Regions from separate parts of the Homo sapiens genome. Here region 2 is linked to region 1. A link is a loop called in an ENCODE intact Hi-C map of the cell type or tissue named here. Cell type or tissue: prostate gland. All regions are shown on one strand. Links, peaks and the distances in the headings refer to the core of each region. The heading gives the core; the rest is flanking DNA.

The links. Peaks named below come from ENCODE experiments on the same cell type or tissue, not always from the same donor. Only the 100,000 strongest peaks of a DNase experiment are listed, where the experiment ranks them.
Region 2: a loop joins it to region 1, with 2.0 times the contacts of the local background. A loop is called at or near these places in 4 of 110 quality-filtered maps.

What each region holds. Positions count from the first base shown.
Region 1 is chr3:9,100,385-9,110,687 of GRCh38, reverse strand. SRGAP3 (SLIT-ROBO Rho GTPase activating protein 3) reads left to right here. Exons shown (of 22, transcript NM_014850.4): 3 at 5,846-6,008. Among named protein-coding and RNA genes, the nearest start is that of SRGAP3-AS2, 87 kb to the left of the region's middle. RefSeq lists an enhancer at 4,691-5,447. In prostate gland, for the core only: no CTCF peak of the experiment used is centred there; no DNase peak of the experiment used is centred there.
Region 2 is chr3:9,289,426-9,299,728 of GRCh38, reverse strand. It overlaps a transcript of SRGAP3 not described here. Among named protein-coding and RNA genes, the nearest start is that of SRGAP3-AS4, 45 kb to the right of the region's middle. In prostate gland, for the core only: no CTCF peak of the experiment used is centred there; no DNase peak of the experiment used is centred there.

The DNA of each region.
Region 1 (10,303 bases), core at 1,080-9,079:
GACCCAGCAGTTTCCCATGCTGGGATGGACCTAGAGAATGGGCCGCTGATCGGACGGCAGGCCTGGGACAGCATCTCAGAGGAGGCCAGGCTGCACATTGCCCCATCTTGCCCTCTTTTAGGGAAGCAGGAGGGGAGGCGCCACCGCGGCTTGGCCCTGCCCCAGCCCTCCGGCCACAGCCTTGCCATGCTTCCCGGGGATTGACCTCTTCTGCCATGTGGCCACAGCATTTGTAAAGCCTTCCTTGTTGTTCTGTGGTTTTAAATAGCATCCAACTCCTTGCTGCTGGCTTCCATGTTTGTCTCTCCAGCCCAGATAGCTCCATCTGGATGCCCCACAGCCTTTTAGACTCGTCGTGTTCGACTCGAACTCATCATCCTCCCTCCCCGCCCCACCCTTGACCTGCTCCTCTTCATCTCCACAGAGGCTCCTTCTACTCCCCCAGGTGCCCAAACCAAAAACTGGAGAGTCATCCTGGACATCTTTTGCTCTCTCTCAACTTCCAGCCCTAACTCCATCCCGTCAATCTCCCTGTCCAGTCAATTTCCTACCTAAGCCTTTCTTGAATCCCTCAGTTTCTCTCCCGGCCCCTGGCTCTGTACAGCAGCCAGAGTGAGAGTTTGAAAGTGCAGTTTTACCCTTTCACTCCCCTTCTGTAAACCCTTCAAGGTCTGCCTGCTGACCTCAGGACGGAGCTTGAACTCTAATGAGAGTTAAAGGCCCTTTCCCAAGTGGCCCCTGCCTCAGTCTCCATGTTCACCTGCTGTCCTCACTCTCCTACCCCAAAACACCATGCTTGGGCCCCCTCCCTACCTGCTCCTCCCTCTCCTGCTCCTCCCTGGGCCTTTGCTCATCACATTTCTCCCCTTTGAAGGCTCCTCCCTGTGAAACTCCAGTCCGGCTTTTAGTTCTCAGTCTAGAAAGCGTTTCCTCCAGGAAGCCATGCATGACCAACCTCACCACCAGATCTGGGGAAGGAGGCTCCTCTCTGCTCCATAGCCTCCTTCCCATGACTGCACTGATGAGGCTGCCTCATCACTTTCTGTTCCTTGTGAATCTCCTTACTCAAGTGGAAGACTTGCAGGGCAGGGTCTTGCAGCCTTGGTTGCTCCTGCACTCGCAGCACCTAGTCCTGCCCAGCACAGACACACAAACGCAAGGAGTGAACGAGGGCTGGAAGGAATCTTCACAGCAGCTGCTCACTTCAACTTGAGTCTTTGGCTGCTTTCGGGTAACATCCTCCTCCTTGCCTTGGCTCGCTCTGCCTCCTGCAATTCTGTCTTATACCGCACTGCCTCCTGGCTTGCAGCTTCTGATAAGGACAGCGCTGTGCTCTCTGCCCTTCCTCTCATCTCATCTCTCTGGCTAGATGACCTAGTTAATGGTCCCCAAACTGTCCCAGCAATTCCCCATCAGTTCCAGATCAGTTGTCTTTTTCCTTCCCTCTGAAACTCACCTTCTGGCTGTGGCTTCCATAATTTTGCACAATTTAATTCCCTGGTGCTGTTCACTTCTTGCCTCCCAGGTTCAGCTAAGCCCCTGAAGTAATTTAGGTAACAGCTCAATTATCTCATCTCTCCTTTAATCTTTCCATTTCCATCACCACCTAGGAAGCAGTGAAAATGAGATAAGCAATGCATTTTCTGTCCAAACCTACTGCTCCCCTTGCAGTTCTTATCTCAGTTCATGTCATCAGCATCTACCCAGTCGCCTAAGATCTGAGCCTCGGAATCACTGTCTGCTCCTTCCTCCTCTTTCTGCTGTTTTCCAGGAAGTTTCCAAGAGGATCTGCTCTCCTGTTGAGAAATCTCTCAAGTCCATCCTTCGCTGGCTACAAGACCACACCCAGGCCTCACTATTTCTCTTTTGAACTAAGATTACCTCCTGCCTGGTCCTCTTACCAAAAGCCCCATATCCCTGCTCATCCACCCACCCACCTACCCATCCATCCCTTCATCCTCCAATCTGCCTTCCATGATCATGCCAAAACACATGTTGGTTATATCCTACCTCTGCTGAAATAACTTCCATGACTCCCCACTGCCCATAGCAGACATTCTTATTTATTTTAGAAACTGGGTCTTGCCTATTACTCAGGCTGGAGTGCAGTGGCATGATCATAGCTCACTGCAGCTTCCACCTCCCGGGCTCCAGTGATCCTCCCACCTCAGTCTCCCAAGTAACTAGGACTACGGGTGTGTGCCACTATGCCCAGCTAATTTTTAAATTTTTTGTAGAGACGGAGTCTTGCTATGTTGCCCAGGCTGGTCTTGAACTCCTGGACTCAAGTGATCCTCCTACCTCAGCCTCCCAAAGCCCTGGGACTCAGGCACGAGCCACTGCACCCGGCCTAAAGCAGGCATTCTTAACCCTGGCTGCACATTAGAATCTTCTAGAGAGTATAAAAATATGAGTACCACGCGCTACCCCCAGAGATTCTGATTTTGTCTTGGATGGGTCCTGGGTCTTGGTGTTTTTTTAAAAGCTCCCCAGTTGATTCTAGTGTACAGGACAGGTTGAGAACTATGTGGTCTAGAAGATAAGGGGTCCCACCCCCTTAGTCTGGCAGTCTCCCCCAACATTGGGCCTTTAATCTGTATCCCCAGCCTCATGTCCTACAGTCCTCCACTAACACACTCAGAATTCCAGCTCTTCTGAGCTACTTCACTATATTTGTACCCACTGGTCCTTCTACCCACAATTCCATCCTCTCTCTGACTTCTGACCATTTGGAAAACTCCTACCCATCCTTCAAGACCCAGCACAAATGCAGTCTTTTTTCATGGGTCTCTCTTCCATAGCATCTGCTACATGGCAGGCACATTGCTGGGTGCTGGACGTGATGACACAATAGAAGTGATCCCTGCTCTCAAAGAGCTCACAGTAGGGTGAGGGGGAGGGATGGAAACTCCTTAAGGTAGAAGTTCTGTAACTTGAGTATGCATCCAAATCACCTTGAGAGTTTGTTAAAACACAGATTCTGGGCCCAGCCCTAGGGCTTCTGAGTACACGTAGTCTGGGGCTGCCCTGAGAACTTGTATTTTCAAGTTCCTAAGTGATGCTGCTGCTGCTGGTTCAGGGGCCACACTGAGAACCACTGCCTTAGCGTGTGGTCAACGGGGTGTTCTCTAGGGAGGTATCATCTAAGCTGAACCTACAGTAATAGAAACAGGCATTCATGAGAAGAGCAGGGACTGTGGTATTCCAGGCAGAGGGAAAAGCGTCCAGGCCCCAGTGGGAATAGAAGAGGCCGCGTGCCTGGTACCCAGAACACACTGGAGGAGAACGATGCCTTCTGCAGCTTCTCCAGCAGAACTGATGCTCTGCGTATGTCTCTGTTATAGACTGGAACCACCTTCCTCTCTAATTCTTTTTTTCTGATGCAGCCACTCAGCAGTGAGCCCCTCCAAGGCAGAGTGTGCATCACGGCCACCTTTGGGTGCCCAGAACCCACCCAAGACCTGACACAGTAGATGCTGAGGGATTCTAGTTGGGGTCTAATTGTAGTGTCCTGGCTTTTACTCTAGGCTATAAGCCAAGGAGAAATCTGGTTGTTTCACAGCAGTGTTGTAAATGCTTCATCATCCTCCCTTTTCCTTAGATAGTTCCCATCCTTTATCTAAATCTAATTATCTTCTCACAAATTTCTGCTGCCTAGATAGATTTTTAGCACATTTGGTGAGAGAAAGAAAAATTCCTTGAAGTCAAGGTAGCCCTGCCCCACCTACCTTCCCAAGCCCCAGGAGATAGGGAGAGGTGGGGTGGTGGGGGTGGGGTGGGGACAGCAGTTCAGGGGTCCTTCTGCTTGGCTTTGGGGAGGTGGATGTGGTCATAGTGGGAGTCAGCAGAATTGCTGTATTAGTCCATTTTCACACTGCTGATAAACACATACCCAAGAGTGGGAAGAAAAAGAAGTTTAATTGGACTCACTGTCCCACATGGCTAGGGAAGCCTCAGAATCATGGTGGGAGGTGAAAGGCACTTCTTATATGGTGGTGGCAAGAGAAAATGAGGAGGAAGCAAAAGCAGAAACCCCTGATAAGCCCATCAGATCTTATGAAACGTATTCACTATCACGAGAATAGCACGGGAAAGACTGGCCCCCAAGACCATTCCCACAACATGTGGGAATTCTGGGAGATACAATTCAAGTTGAGATTTGGGTGGGGACAAAACCAAACTATATCAATTGCCTTCCTCAAAAAACGCTAATAGTGGGAGGCTGTGTTTTCTAAGAACAGAACCTTGGCCAGCTCCTGGAGGTGGTCCACACTCAGGACAGGGGTGGGACAAGGCAGGCCTGGGGGAACCCTGGAGCTGCCACCTCAGGTGGTGGAAGGGCCTCTCCCCTCACATCCTGCCTTTCCAACATCTCTCTCCACACTGGAAAGGAGTCAGGGAGATACCCTGGGTCAGAGGGCAAGAGCTTTAGCATAGGTGCCCTGCGTGGCAGGAAAGGGTTATTGGTTTGGTTTTGCTTTTGAATTGACCTTTCTCTTCCTTCCTGGATAACAGGGTGTATCCACCCTTTCCTGAGGCTCACAGAGGGGTCTTTGGCAAATACAGATGGTCCTTAATTTAACTATGGGTTGACTTATAATTTTGAGAATTTACAGTGTTGTGAAAGTGATACACATTCAGTATAAACCGTATTTCAAGTACACATAAAACCATTCTGTTTTTCACTTTCAGGATAGCATTCAACTAATTACATGAGATATTCAACAGTTTATTAGAAAATAGGCTTTGTGTGCAATGATTTTGCCCATCCGTAGGCTAATGTGTTCTGAGCACGTTTAAGGTAGGGTAGGCTAAACTATGATGTTCCGTAGTTTGGGCTTACTAAATGCATTTTCAACTTAGGATATCTTCAACTTGTGAGGGGTTTATTGGGATGTAGCCCTGTAGTAAGTTGAGGAGCATCTGCAGAGCCAAGAGACAGATTTTCTCTGGTCTCATTAGCATCCTGAGCTTTGGGAAACAATAGTATAAGGATCTGTGGTTCTCAGACTTGAGTGAGTATCCGAATCCCCTGGAGGGCTTGGTAAAGCCCAGATTGCAGGCCCACCCCCAGAGTGTGTGACTCAGCAGGTCTGGAGTGGGACTGGAGAGTCTGCATTTCTAACCAGTCCCCAGGTCATGCTCTTGCTGCTGGTCTGGGAGCACACTTTAAGAACCCCTGCTTCAGCATCACACCCAGCTAGAGAGTGCTAATAACCTATCAGTCATTGCAGGACAAAGGGTTATTTGTCTTGTAGGTACTTGCATTTTCCTTAACCCTTCCTCCTGAACACAGAATCTGAGCCCTCCTAGCCCCTTTCCCAACAGCTCCGTGGAGGGGCAAAGGCATGTGTTTCCAAGAGGCCAAGAGACAGAAGCCAATCCCTGGGGAAGAACAAAGAAGTTAAGAGCCCAAGAAAATTACAGGGGTTGAGGCAGGCAGAATGGGGGAGTGGAAGTATCTACTTTTTGTTCTTTCTATTGCATAGTTCCAGAAATCATACAAGTATAATATTTAAAAAACAATTGGTTTAGTATTTCTTAGCCCCAGGGGAGGTAGCTTCTTCCCAGAAGGTAGAGGTACCTGGAGCAAGCACCACATTCAGTGCTAGAGTAGAACCGCATAGGCGTCAAAGACCTGGGTTCTGGCCCCAGTGCTGGTCTGTGACCTTGGAGGATCCCTTCAGCTGTTGTAGCCTGTTTCCCCAACTGTATAAGGTGTAACAACAAGACTGACCTTGAAGGGGCACCGTGGAGGTTAAAAGAGCTGAAGTGGGTGACAGCATAAACCACTGTTGGATGACAGTTCCAATGTAGCCAACCTGAGCTTTCTTGGTTTCCACAGGAAGGACCAGTACCTCCTCTCGCCTGTGAACTGTTGGTATCTGGTTCTGCATCAGACCCGGCGGGAGAGCCGAGACCATGCCACCCTCAATGACATCTTCATGAACAATGTCATCGTCCGCCTCTCCCAGATCAGTGAGGATGTCATCAGACTCTTCAAAAAGGTAGGCAAGTGGGCTGCTCTACGTGTCCCAGGTCTTTGCCCCAAGCTGGCCCATGGTAACAGTATACCAGCCAGGGTGGGATGTGGTTTGGAGACAAGGGACCAGGAGGGGCAGGTGCATTGAAGGATGCAAGTGGCTGAGGGCTGGACTTGGGACCCCAGCCCATTTGAACCCTGGATGTGCCTTTTAAAGAGTGTGTAGTCTTAGCCACTTTAGCAACCACTGCCACAAAAATGAAAACCTTTGCATGGCTAGGTAAGTAGTACATATTCATTGTAGAAAATTTTAAAGAATGACGATGAGCACACACACAAAAATTAAAATCACCTGAAATGGCATTGTTTGGAGATAATCACTTTGATATCCTAGGAATTTCTCGTGTACAAACGCAAATGCATTTTCTGAGAGTGCTTAGATTTGTATATTTTCTAGTGTACACATGCATTTTTTCTAAATCAGATCATAATGCATATATGATTTTACTACCTGCTTATGTCACCTAACAAATTACGTAACACTCTATTACATTTTCCCACATCAATAGTATATTTCTATAACATTTTGAATGATTACACAGTATTTCATTATATAGATGTACTCTATTTAATCTCTTATTGTTGAGCACTTAGTTTATTTCTGTTATTTTACTCTTATAAATAACACTGCCGTGAGCTTCTTTGTCACATTCGCTGTTACTTTCTTAGGATCAGTTTCTGCAGTGGGAATTTTAGAGTCGAAAGTATGCTCATTTTTAATGCTTTTGACAGTGTACCTTATTGCCTTCAGAAAGGTTTTACCCATATAAACATCCAGAAGCTGAGTGTGGAAGGAGCACTGAGGTCTCTGTATCCCACGTTCCTTGCACAGTGCCTGGCATGTACAAGGTGCTGTGCAAATGTTTGTAGAACTAAACTCACTTTTGTGAATTTCAGTTTCCTTGTCTGTAAAATGGGTAAGTTATTTAGCCTCTGTGAAACTCATCCTCTTTGTCTATCCTGCAGGGTTAAGATCAGCTACTTCCCAGGAGGGTGAGCGTTAAACAAATGGTGTGCGGGGAGAGTGGCATTATTGCAAAGTGGTTTGGGATGTGGCCTCTGGGTCCAGAATTCTTAAATTCTTGGGTTCATAATCCTGGTTCCATGATTTATTAGCTGTGTATCTTCGGGCTTGTTACTTCAATGCTCTGTGCCTCAGTTTCCTCATTTGTGAAATGGTGATGGAGATAAATACCCATGGGCAGATGGAAGGATTAACAGGCTTGTTGTTCCTGTGTACAGCATGGAGAGCATCACTTGGCACTTAGTAGGTGCTCATGAAAGCTGACTATTATTATGCGAATTTAAGAGACTATTATTACCAAAAGAATCTAGCTCATCTCTTCTTGCCAGGTGCCAGTTTCAGGGGTTTGGTGATCTGAGATTGCTAGAAGCACAAAGAAGGGGACAAGTTGATTGAAAATATAATCATCTCTCCATGGTCTGTGTTTGGATTGTCCACTTTGAGGATTACTTCTATAGCAAAAGTGTAATCGCAGGCTAATTTTCTCCTGCCACACAATATGCTTCTGGTCTCCTTCTGGGGTTGTGTTTATGAAATGTGGGCTAAGTTTCATATTGCATAAGCAAACACAATTAGGAAGGTAAATACGGTGCAAAGAAAAAAAAATTACACAGTGCTTTGCAAAGCCAAACTGAAGTGATCCAGACGTCTGCAAGTTTGGACTGTTGGTCCCATTCCCAGCCCCCGCCTGCTGCTGCTGTCACATCTTTTTTCCTTGGTGGGAGTGACTCACAGAGAAAGGGTCATCAAGGCCTTTAGGAAATGAAGGGTCTTTTTTCCTGAGCTGAGCCCTGGGACAAGTGAGATAAATCTTTTCAGTTCTCATTTAGGCTGACAGCAGCCTGACTTGTGATGGAGGTTAACAGGGTGGAAAATAATGAAAAAAATGTCTACAGCTGAGCTCCTGGCTGCCTTGTTACCAGGCCTGTGCCTGTGGAACAAAGGAAACAACCCAGCCCACAGGGGCTTTGGAGAGAGGCGCGGACGGAGCCTGGCTGGCTGACTTTGCACAGCACGGCCCCTTTGTGTTGCATCAGTTACACCTAATTTCGGAATGGAGGCCGGCACTCTTTACATAATAATAGTTCCCGCAGACCTCAAAGCAACTATGGAGGCTGCTCTCTGGTCAGACTGGGGATCCTCACTCACCTCATTTTACAGGTGAGGAAGTAAAGCGTTGGGAGGCTGCAAGGAGAACCCAGACTTGGTTGCTTTGGGCCCCTTGTCATTACCAGCAGGAGGCGGAGTGGCTGGGCTTTTGGAGTTTGTCTCAGAACTGCCTATCACTGCACCCTGGGCAAGTCTCTCTGAGTCTCAGTTTTGTCATCTGGGAAATGGAGCTGGTAACAATGCCAACTTCACAGGGGGCCGCTTTAATATGCAGAGGTGAGCCAAGTGTCCAGCCCAGGCCTGGTATCCAGTAGGTGCTTATTAAATGGTAGCTTGCCAGTGATCCCTAAGAATAGAAACCACTCCCCATGTCTGAGCTGGGGTCCTAGGGCTCTACCAAGCCACAGTCTGGCAGTGAGGCTGCGGGAGATGGGAGCGGCTTCTAGGCCAGGTGTCTGTCCTGTGCCTATCTTCTGGCTTGGGCCTGGGCAGCTGCCCTGCCTGCCAGCTTCTCACTGATGCGGGAGGTGGTTTGACTTAATAACTTACCTTTTCATGATTCTCCATTTCCCCTTTTGCAGTGGAGTCTGTTCTTATGACTAGAGGAGCACTTCAAATTCCAGAAGCCCCTGCACGTGGCCCTTGCTTTAAGTGTGAGATGTGGATCAGCCCTAGCAAAATTAAACTGAATGAGATCCAGGAGGCCATCGTTAGTGATCAGGACTCTTATGGTGGCAGACAGCAGAAATGCAGCTTGCCCCTCTTTAAGAGAAAAAGGGACCTTACTAGTTATAAGCCTGGCTTCGGGCATGCGGGGCTTCAGAGGAACAAAGGATGTTACTAGAACTCTGTCTTTCTGCAACTCTTTCGGCAACTCTGCTCCAGTTTTCTCTGTTTCCCGTTTTTTGTGGGGAGGCGAGGGGCTCTTTTACAGTCAGCCCCACCCGCTGGCCGTGTGATAACCAGAGGGCCCCTGGCATCTCCAGACCTACATCCTCTCTGCTTCAAGTCCCTTTTCCCAGAATGGGATATTTTGGTCTGTGATTGGTCCAGCACGGGTCACGTGAGCACACCGGGTGCTGCGTCTGTGGCTGGGGCGCTGCAGGGCTCTGCCTCGCCAGGCCGGGACACATACCCATCCCTGAAGCCAGATGCACACTCAGTTCCACCTGACCCATGGGACTGAGAATGGGTGAGGGGTGGTTCCCCAAGAAAAGTAGGGGTGCCTTTACAAGAAGAAGGGAGAAATAAAACAGGAGATGGCCACTGGACTCTCTTTTCCAGCCCTTTTATCATCCTCTACAGCAGCTGTACGCCTCTGCTAGATGTCCCTCAATAAAGAACGCTCCTTACCTCTCAGGATAGCTCATTCCATGTGGGAACATCCGTGATCAATAGAAAATTCTCCCGAATGCCGAAATGGAATCTTGTAGTGTTTTCACTCACAGGTCCTGATCATCCCTAGAGGGCCAAACAGATCAAACCTGTCACATGGAAACCTGTCAGTTGCTTGAAGGCAGAAATCGTGACCATCCACTGGTCCTTCCTGCCTATGGGCAGATGTCCCAGGTTCCTTCCATCGTCCTCCTGGAATTTGGCTTTGTGTTTCTGTCCCCATATCAGTCGCCCTGCCTGGGTCATGCTTCAGGTCTTCTCTGACCTACAGAAGTTACTATTCAGAACCAGTCGGAATACTCTAGGAAGGTCTGAGCAGCTCAGGGCAGAGCAGGGCTGTCCAGACACTTTATTTCTCATAAGACCCGTGATGGTGTTTGCCGCTTTGATGATTGTTTTACCACATGATTGACACAGTGAACTCTCAGTCAGCAAAAAGTCCCTTGTATTTTTGTACCAATTGTTTTTTAATGCAGCCTTTGACTTCTGCTTTTGTGTTTCTTCATATTTACCCTTCTAAAACTTCATTTTGTTAGATTCTGGTCAAATGGGATCGGTGTCCTTATTTGAGTGATTTTTCAAGCAGCAGGAGGGTAACTGCCAAGAGGTCCTAATTCCTCCTCTGTGGGAAAAGGCTGTTTTGTAACTTCTCCATGTCTTCCTCCTCGGTGTCACCTTCTGTGTGTCAATTCTTTGGCCTCCTGTTTGCTTCTTCTCTGTCTTCTTAGTGA
Region 2 (10,303 bases), core at 1,581-9,580, 190 kb before region 1:
CATGTTGGCCAGGCTGGTCTCGAACTCCTAAGCTCAGATGATCCACCTGCCTCAGCCTCCCAAAGTGCTGGGATTACAGGCGTGAGCCACCTCACCTGGCCGAGCCAAGGATCTTAAGTAGAGCAGCAACATGATCAGTGTTTCAGTTATTTTTAGCTGTATAATAAACCACCAAAAACGTACTTGCCTACCACCAGCGTTTTATGATAGCTCATGATTCTGTGGGTTGGCTGGGGCTCAGCTGGGTTGTTCTTCCACTAGTCTGGCTTTTGCAGTGGCAGTAACATGGTGGATGGGGATGCTAGTTGGGGCTGGATGTCTACTATCTTGAAGTTTCTTTTCTTTTCTTTTCTTTTTTTTTTTTTTTTTGGGACGGAGTCTCGCTCTGCCACCAGGCTGGAGTGCAGTGGCGCGATCTTGGCTCACTGCAGTCTCCGCCTCTCGAGTTCAAGCAATTCTCCTGCCTCAGACTCCCGTGTAGCTGGGACTACAGGCATGCACCAGCATGCCCAGCTAATTTTTTGTATTTTAGTAGAGACAGGGTTTCACTGTGTTGGCCAGGATGATCTTGATCTCCTGACCTCGTGATCCATCCGGCTCGGCCTCCCAAAGTGCTGTGATTACAGGTGTGAGCCACCATGCCCAGCCATCTATTTTCTTTTTTTTTTTTTTTTTTTGAGATGGAGTCTCACTCTGTCACCCAGGCTGGAGTGCAGTGGCATGATCTCAGCTTACTGCAACTTCTGCCTCCCTGGTTCAAGCGATTCTCCCACTTCAGCCTCCCGAGTAGCCAGGATTACAGGTACCCACCACCACGCCCGGCTAATTTTTCTATTTTTAGTAGAGATGGGGTTTCACCATGTTGGCCAGGCTGGTCTCAAACTCCTGGCCTCAAGTGATCTGCCTGCCTCGGCCTCCCAAAATGCTGAGATTACAGGCATGAGCCATGCCACCTGGCCTTAATGTTTTTTCATGTGGCTGCTATTTCTCTCTCTATCTAAATCCTTCTAGGTCTTTCCCTGTGACCACTCTCTCCAGCAGAGTAGCCCGTCCTTGGTGGCTCAAGCTGCCAGGCCTTCTTAATGCCTAAACCTGAAAGTCCCAGGACATCATTTCCTCTGCATTGTACTGGTCAAATGGTTACAAGATTTATGGAAAGGGTACATAGGATCCATTTCTGGTAGAAGGAGGGGCATGTGCATACAGGGAGGGGTGGAATTGTTTGGCCATCTTTGGATACTAGCTATCACAGCCAGATTTTTATAGGGAAGAATGTTCTGGCAGCATTATGTAGGGTGTTTTGAAGAGAGCAAGACTAAAGACATGATGATGAATTATGAAGTCATGGATAATTCTAGTTGAGTTAGTCAGCTAGCTTCTCTTTTTCCTTCTGTTACTGTGGAAAGACCAGAGTAATTATGTTTTAATAGTAATAATAATAAAACAATAATCCTACTAACCTACATTTCTTGAGCACATACTGTGTGCCAAGCACTATGGTAAGTACATTTCTCCACAATTTAATACAGTTATCTCACGAGATATATATATTCCTATTTTATCTTTCAGAAAACTGAGGTCAAGTGTATTAGTGTGCTAAGGCTGCCATAACTGTAAGTACTACTGACTAGGTGGTGTAAGCAACAGACATTAATTTTCTCACAATTCTGGATGCTAAAAGTCCAAGATCAAGGTGTCAGCAGGGTTGGTGTCTTCTGAGGCTTATCTCCTTGGCGTGTAGGTGGCCTTCTTATTCCTTGGTCTTCACATAGTCTTCCTTCAATGCACATCTATGTCCTAATTTTCATACTCTCTTTCTCTTTTTTTTTTTTTGAGACTGAGTCTCACTCTGTTGCCCAGGCTAGAGTGCAGTAGTGCCATCTTGGCTCACTGCAACCTCTGCCTCCTGGGTTCTAGCGATTCTCGTGCCTCAGCCTCCTGAGTAGCTGGGACTACAGGCACACGCCACAATGCCCAGCTAATTTTTGCATTTTTAGTAGAGATGGGGTTTCACCACGTTGGCCAGGCTGGTCTCGAACTCCTGACCTCAAGTGATCCATCTGCCTCGGGCTCCCAAAGTGCTGGGATTATAGGCGTGGGTCACCGTGCCTGGCCCTAATTTTCTCTTTTTTTTAAGGAAACAGGTCATGTTGGATTAGGGTCCACCTGAATGACCTTATTTTAATTATCTTGTTAAAAGACTCTGTCTCCAAATTTAGTCACATTCTGAGGTACTAGGAGTTAGGATTTCAACATGTGCATTTTGGAGACACACAATTCAGCCTATAATATTATGTAATTAGTTTATCCTCATGTAGATAATAGGTGGGAAGTCAGACTTTAACCCAAATTTGCCTGACTTCAAGCTCCTGCTATTAACTACCCTGTATATTATTCTTACCCACAAGTGTCTTTAGTTTTTGCCCCAAGCAGGAAAATAGCAAGGTGGAGGAGGACACTGGGCCTGCATAGCTTTGTATTTAGGACATAGCTCTTTCTAACCTGAGGAACAGGGCTTGGATTCCAGTTATGTGTTCTGTGTCTGTTAACCCGTAACTCAATCATAATGATCTTTTTGGAAGGACAGTGAAAGGCAGCAGGGATTTGCTTGAACCCAGGAGTTCAAGACCACCCTGGGAAACATAGTGAGACCTTGTTTCTACAAAAAATAAAGAAATTAGCTGGGTGCGGTGGTGCACACCTGTAGTCCCAGCTACCTTGGAGGCTGAGGTAGGAGGATCACTTGAGTCTGGGAGGTTGAGTCTGCAGTAAGCTGTGATTGCACCACTGTACGCTAGCCTGGGTGACAGAGCAAGACCCTGTCTCAAAAAACAAAAACAAAAACAAAACTAAAGGTGGTAGAGGTGGCATATCCTGATGGATATGGTTCCATAATAGGGGATGATAATAATCACTAATACTTCAGGGATGTGTGCTGTGTGCTAGGCACAATGTTAAGTGCTTTACACATGTTATTCTCACAATAAATCTATTTGGTAGTATTATGTTTCCTATTTTACATATGGGGAAACTGAGGCAGGGTGGTGAGTTAACCTGCCCAAATTCATTCTGCTGATAAGAAGTGGCAGAGCCAAGCTGAGCATTCAGGCAATCTGAATCCAGAACCTGTACTCTTAACTATTATGCTTCCACACTGCCTCTGGGGACCCAGTGAAGAATGAATATGTACCATTTCTACAAAAAGAATCTAAGTCAGAGAAGACTCATTAGGCTTCCCTTACTCTGCCAAGATGGCTACCATTCCTCCATCTGTTTTCCATCTTCTAGAAATGAATGGGATAAATGGCCAATAAGCACATGAAAAGATGTTCAACATTACTAATCCCTAGGGAAATGCAAACTGAAGACACAGTGAGACACCACCAACATCCATTAGGATGACTATTATCAAAAACAGAAAACAATAAGCATTGGCCTGTGTGTGGAGAAACTGGAACCCTTGCGCATTGCTGTTGGGGATGTAAAATGGTACAGCCATTATGGAAAACAGTATGATTGTTCCTCAAAAAATTAGATATAAAATCACCACATGATCCAGTAATTTGACTTCTGGGTATGTACACAAAAGAACTGAAAGTATGAACTTGAACAAATATTTAGATACTAATGTTCATAGCAGCATTCTTTGCAATAACCAAAAAGTGGAAACAGCACCAGACATCCATCAGTGGATGAATGGATAAAGAAAATGTGCTCTAAGTATACAATGAATATTATTCAGCCTCAAAAGGAAGGAATTCTGATAAATACAGCAAGTTGGATGAACCTTGAAGACATGATGTTAATTGAAATAAGCCAGGTACAAAAGGGTATATGTATATGATTCCTCTTACATGAAGTGTCTAGATTAGTCAAATACATAGAGAAAGTGGAATAGAGGTTACCAGAGGCTGGGGAAGAGGAGAATGGGGAGTTCGTGTTTAATGGGTACAGAGTTTCAGTTTGGGATGATGAAAATCTCCATTCTGGAGATGGATGGTAGTGATAGTTGCACAATGATATGAATATACTTAATGTCATTGAACTGTACACTTAAAAATGGTTAAAATGGTAAAATTTATGTTATGTGTATTTTACCACGATAGAAAAAAAGAGCTAAAAAATGGAAATCTCTTGCCCATTGTGACATTATTTTCCATTTTCCTTGTCTGTATGTCTTTTTATGCCTTTGCTGTCATTTTAGTGGGCTCTCAGGATGAAGAAATAAATGTGTGTGGTTAATCCACCAATCACAACGAATTCCCCTGAAATGTATTTTGCATGCCTGCTACCTGGATGGCACGATGCTAGAGTGTAGAGATATGGTAGGTTTTCATGTTGAGGAGAGGAAGAAAAACAGCAGGCACAACACTTCTTCAAAACTTCCATGCTGTAAAACAGTTTTGGTTCTGAGGTCACTAAAGAATGAAGAGAATAGATTTGCAGCAATATTTAATATATTTGCTGTCATCTTGTACTACAGTCCTAAGTTGCCATAGCAACAGACCAGAGCAGAAACTTCATTAGAGGAAGAGCTCCTTGGATTTTAACCCTGTTATTCAATCAGGCATGAGTGATGGGGAAGGCCATCAGATGGCACCCATAAGATCTTTTACTTTGATAAGCTGTATAATTAGCTAAATCTAATAAGCCTTTGTAACAAGTAAAACAACAACCCCAAACCTCACTTTTTGCATCTTTTCCAGAGTCAACAAGTAGCCAAAAGATTTCCTAGGAGTTTCCTTCGTGGAACTATTCAAAGCAATGCTAGCAATAATATTGGAGCATCCCATTCATCAACGAAGGGCAGGAAGGAACACTAACAGATTGATGATAGATAATAGCTTATTTTATTGGCATTTGGCATTTGGAAGAAGATGCCTGGCATAAGCAGGTCATCAAATAAAGAGATTACTGTGTAATAGTCAAGTCTGTGTCACAGGTGGGGGGAGCTGTTTCTTTGGAGAGGAGAAGGATGCCCTCCCAAACACACACACACACACACACACACACACACACACACACACACACACGAAAGCTTCAATAGCAATTTCAATGCAACATGCAGTGAGTTCATATTGCTAAGGGAATTTAGAATAAAATGTGGTCCGAATCAAGCAGGTGTGGGTGGTGGTCATTCCCACCAAGGATGGCTTGCAAGAATTGGTGTTTTTTTTTGTTTGTTTGTTTGTTTTTTTACTTTTATTTTAAGTTCCAGGATACATGTGCAGGTTTGCTACATAGGTAAATGTGTGTCATGGGAGTTTGTTTTATGGTTATTTCATCACTCAAGTATTAAGCCTAGTACCTATTAGTTATTTTTCTTGATCCTCTCCCTCCTCCCACCATCCACCATCTGATAGGCCCCAGTGTGTGCTGTTTCCCTCTATGTGACCATGTGTTCTCATCATTTAGCTCCCACTTGTAAGTGAGAACATGCAGTATTTGGTTTTCTGTTTCTGCACTAGTTTGCTAAGGATAATGGCCTCCAGCTCCATCCATGTCCCTGCAAAGGACATGATCTCATTCTTTTTTTGGCTGCATAGTATTCTATGGTGTGTATGGATCTCATTCTTTTTTATGGCTGCATAGTATTCCATGGTGTATACCACATTTTCTTTACCCAGTCTATCATTGATGGGCATTTACGTTGATTCCATGTCTTTGCTATTGGAATAATGCTGCAACAAATGTATGTGTGCATGTGTATTTATAAGAGAATGATTTATATTCCTTTGGGTATATAACCGGTAATGGGATTGTTGGGTTGAATGGTGTTTCTTTCTTTAGGTCTTTGAGGAATTGCTACACTGTCTTCTACAATGGTTGGGCTAATTTACATTCCCACCAACAGTGTGTGTTTCTTTTTCTCCATAACCTCTCCAGCATCTGTTATTTTTTGAATTTTTAATAGTAGCCATTCTGACTGATGTGAGATGATATCTCATTGTGGTTTTGATTTGCATTTCTCTAATGATCAATGCTGCTGAGATTTTTTTTCGTATGTTTGTTGGCTGCATGTATGTCTTCTTTTGAGAAGTGTCTGTTCATGTCCTTTGCCCACTTTTTAATGGGGTTGTTTGTTTTTTCTTGTAAATTTGTTACGTTCCTTATAGATGCTGGATATTAAACCTTTGTCGGATGCATGGTTTGCAAAAATTTTCTTCCATTCTTTAAGTCTGTTTACTCTGTTGATAGTTTCTTTTGTTGTGCAGAAGGTCTTTAGTTTAATTAGATCAGGACAGCAGTTTTAAGCAGAGTTTTGGAAAAAGAAAGAGTCACGTATTCTCGAGGAAGACAGATATTTCTGAGTCATTAAGATCTTACCATCAGTCCACATCCTCAGTTTGTCCGTTTGTGATTAAGTTGTACTCATTTCAAACATTTCCCCTTTACCAGCCTTCCAGGAGGCACCAGTCAGAGCAATCAAATGGAATCATCTCCTGGTGAAGTTACCCAGGCAAGTGGATATTTTCAGGTCTCTTTACCAACCCTGGAAAGGCCATTGTTTTGTTGACTCATTTTCCTCCCACAAAGGGTAACTTTGGAATTTAACTCTCCTATTTACAATACAGGTCTGTTTTACTGCAAATATTCTTTTATTGTGTTGCTCTCCCCTGGATGCAATTGTGATATAGTCAAACATATTTGAAATCAGCAGTGGGTGGGTTTTTTTTTTCATTTTCTTTTTTCTTTCTTTCTTTCTTTCTTTTTTTTTTCAGCTGCTAAATCTAAAGCCCTGAGCAAGGTACTGTACAGTTTACAAAGAAGAGTCAGATGCAGCCCCATTGTACTCTTAAGGGACAACAATAGAAGAAATGACAGAAGACAATCAGAGATTAATGACCAGATGAATGATATATACCAGGTGGTCCCAACCTGAGCTCCCAGGCTCCCAAGGGTCTTAGAGAGCAGTAATGGGGGGAGAAGGAAGGGGTGCTTATGAGCTATTTGCAGTACTTCAAAAAGACTAATCCAAAGAGCTCATATTTGCTAGATATTAGATGCACAGGCTAATTAAAAGAAAACATCAGGTTTCTTTGCTCGGGGCTAGAAACACCAGTTACCCCATGCTGACTGGAAGATCTGATTGGCAGTTACCGTTGTCTTTGATTAATAAAACATGAGAAAATGAATTAATTATTACTTGATAAATGTCTTTTATTTGATAGACAAAAAACATTTCAAAGCATGGGATTTGTGAAATGAGAATAATAAAATGTTTGCTTTGAGTGAAAAGAATAGGAATCAATGAGATGGACAATAAGTGACTATTTTGGAAGTGTAAGGTGGATAGAGAAGGCAGAGAAGGCTTCATGGAGGGCAGAAAAGGAAGGACTCACCCAAGCAGGGTTTTGAACGATGTATAGGATTGATCTATGCAGTGGTTCTCAACGTGTGGTCTCAATCAACAGCATCAGCCCCATCTGGGAACTCGTTAGAAATACAAATTCTTGGGCTTTGCCTACTGAGTCAGAAACTCAAAGGATGAGGCACAGCCATCTGTGTTCTAACGGGCCCTCTGGGGGATTCTGATGCACGCTACAGTTTGAGAACCAAAGATCTATGTCATTGTTTCTCAAAGTCTGAGATGCGAATGCAACAGTAGGTGATTCCAAGAGGTATCTGTTCAGCCTAAAAACAAAACAGAATCACTACCAAGAAAGTTATTTCCTTTTCCAATCTCTTATGCCTTCTGTTAACATCATGGGAAAACACTCAGTTTGATCCTAGTAGGGCTTTAATGAGAAACAGCCACATCTCTTTTTCTTTTGGACAAAGAGAAGAGGCTCTATTTAGTTTCTGGGCTTTGGCTGGCAATAGAACTTAAGTTGAGTGTGATAATTTGGCTCACTCTGTCTTACATTTATTTTTACAGTTGCCTTCTTTTTTTTGGCAAGTGAAACTAATTTTCCATTTGCTGAAAGGGTATAAACTATTTTTTATGAAAATCTTATTTATATAAAAATCTGATTCGATTTAAAGAAGAAAGGTAAATAGTAGTGCCAGAGGTATGTAGAAATGGAAAACATAATAAAGACACTGAGTGAATGAAATTTGTGAAATATATTTAAGACAACAAATGTGTGTGCGTGTGTGTGTGTGTGTGTGTGTGTGTGTGTGTGGTGTTGATGCATGAATGGATGCATTTGTATTTGTCCTTGCTTATTGATTGTTTTTTGGGAGAATAGACCATAGATATATACACCATTGCAGCAAATACAAGAGCAAGGAAAAAAGTATCCAAATAAAATGTATTCCAGGCTACAACCTGTGACCCGTTGGTGGAAGCAGTGCTCAGTATAACGAAATCCTGTACAGCAAAGGGACTCACATGGTACTTTGTGCCAGTTGTGCCAGGATTTTGTGATACCTTATCTCCTTAAATACAGGGCTGCTGAGATGTAATGAGAGCGGGAACACAGGTTTTGTAATCTCTTCAGGCAAATAAGAAAACGCTTGTGGAATAGGTGACAATTCGCAGCATGCTTTCACCATACCATGTTCATTGAGATGCTTTTCATCACTTTACTTTGAGTCAGAAAGTGCCGAGATGAATTGATCATGTATACACATCAATGTGAGCCTGCATGCTACAGGAAGGAGTTATTCAGGGGGGAATTTTATTGCACTCCTTTTCCTCTTAATATTTTATTTATCGGTAAAGTGTGATTAAAAAGAATATAAAGGGCATCCTCCAAGGCAATGCCTCTCTTTTTTGACCTCAGCACATAAAACACATTTTATAGCTTAGCCCAGAACACACGTACACACACACACCATCACCACTACCACCACAACAAAAGTTTTGTGAAATAATACACATCCTTATAGCAAGATATATACTCTGAGAGTTTTCATTCTATTTTAGCTCATTAAAAATGATTTCCCATCTTGCTAGTGGTCTCATTAGCTGTTAGGAAAGCATTGCTCTGACTCACGGCTCTGGGAGTTTAGTGTGCATAAGGTTTACTTGCAAGCTTGTTAAAATTGTGGGTCTTGAGAATTCCCCCCTTCTAACACTCACTCCCTAGGGATACTGATTCAGTAGGTTTGGGGTATAGCTTGGATCTGCAAGTTTTGATAAGTGAGTTAGAGGATTCTGAAGAGGGTAGAGCTTGGACCACACTTTGAGAAACACTACTTGAAAGGAAACAATAATATAAAAAACTTTATGAACCTTGTGATCTGAATTTGGAAGTCCCTCCATTACCTACTGGATAAGGTTCGAATGTCAAATGACATTTAGGGCCCCTCATTGCCTAGTCCCTACTGAGCTTTTCAGGTGCATCTCCAGCTCCAATCTTGCTGTCCCCCCACACACCTGTCCTATGTAACCAAACAACATCAGACCATTCATCATTTACATAGCACATACTTTGATGTGGACTTTCATTTCTTGCAGTATGGCAGAAAAGATACCTTGACTTATCCTCCTGTTGTAAACAACTAAAAATTCTGGATAACATTTAAAACCATTAAAAATATGTTAGTGAGCTAGCAAGTTATGAAGAAATACTCAGAGGCCAAAAATGAAGAAAGGTAAGCAGGGCCCCAAACTGGCTTGTGTTTGCTTCATAGACACTTGCTGAACTGGGTGATGGTGGTTTTTTTTTTAAGACCGAGTCTTGCTCTGTCGCCCAGGCTGGAGTGCAGTGGCACAATCTCAGCTCGCTGCAACCCCTGCCTCCTGAGTTCAAGCGATTCTCCTGTCTCAGCCTCCTGAGTAGCTGGGACTACAGTTGTTTACCATGACACCCGGCTAATTTTTGTATTTTTAGTAGAGACAGGGTTTCTTCACCATGTTGGCCAGGCTGGTCTCAAACTCCTGACCTCAAGTGATCTGCCTGCCTCAGCCTCCCAAAGTGCTGGTATTACAGGCATGAGCCACCATTCCCAGCCTGAACTGGGTGAGTTTTGAGCTTTGGTTTTTTTCATTGTCTCAGTTACGGGAGACAGAAGATGAAGCCCAGAACCTGTCCAAGGTAAGGGTCTAATAGGACCCCTCCCATAAAGTTATGTCCTTAAATAGCCAAGTGTAATGGTAATTTAGTGTGAGGGTGATTTGGAAATAAATCTGTCACCTAAAGGATAAAAACAATTGTCTGTCTTGAACATCGGGGCTGGTTGTAGGGCCCCCCCAAAAAAAATCTCTGAGAATTTGTAACTACAAGTAAACTGTTACGAGGATCTATAACATGAATTCACACAACCAAAGTGATGTTAGACTAGTAGTGTTCTTAAGATGCCTAGCAGAAACAAATGCATATCCCATAGAAGAACTTGTCTTTTCCCAGATCTC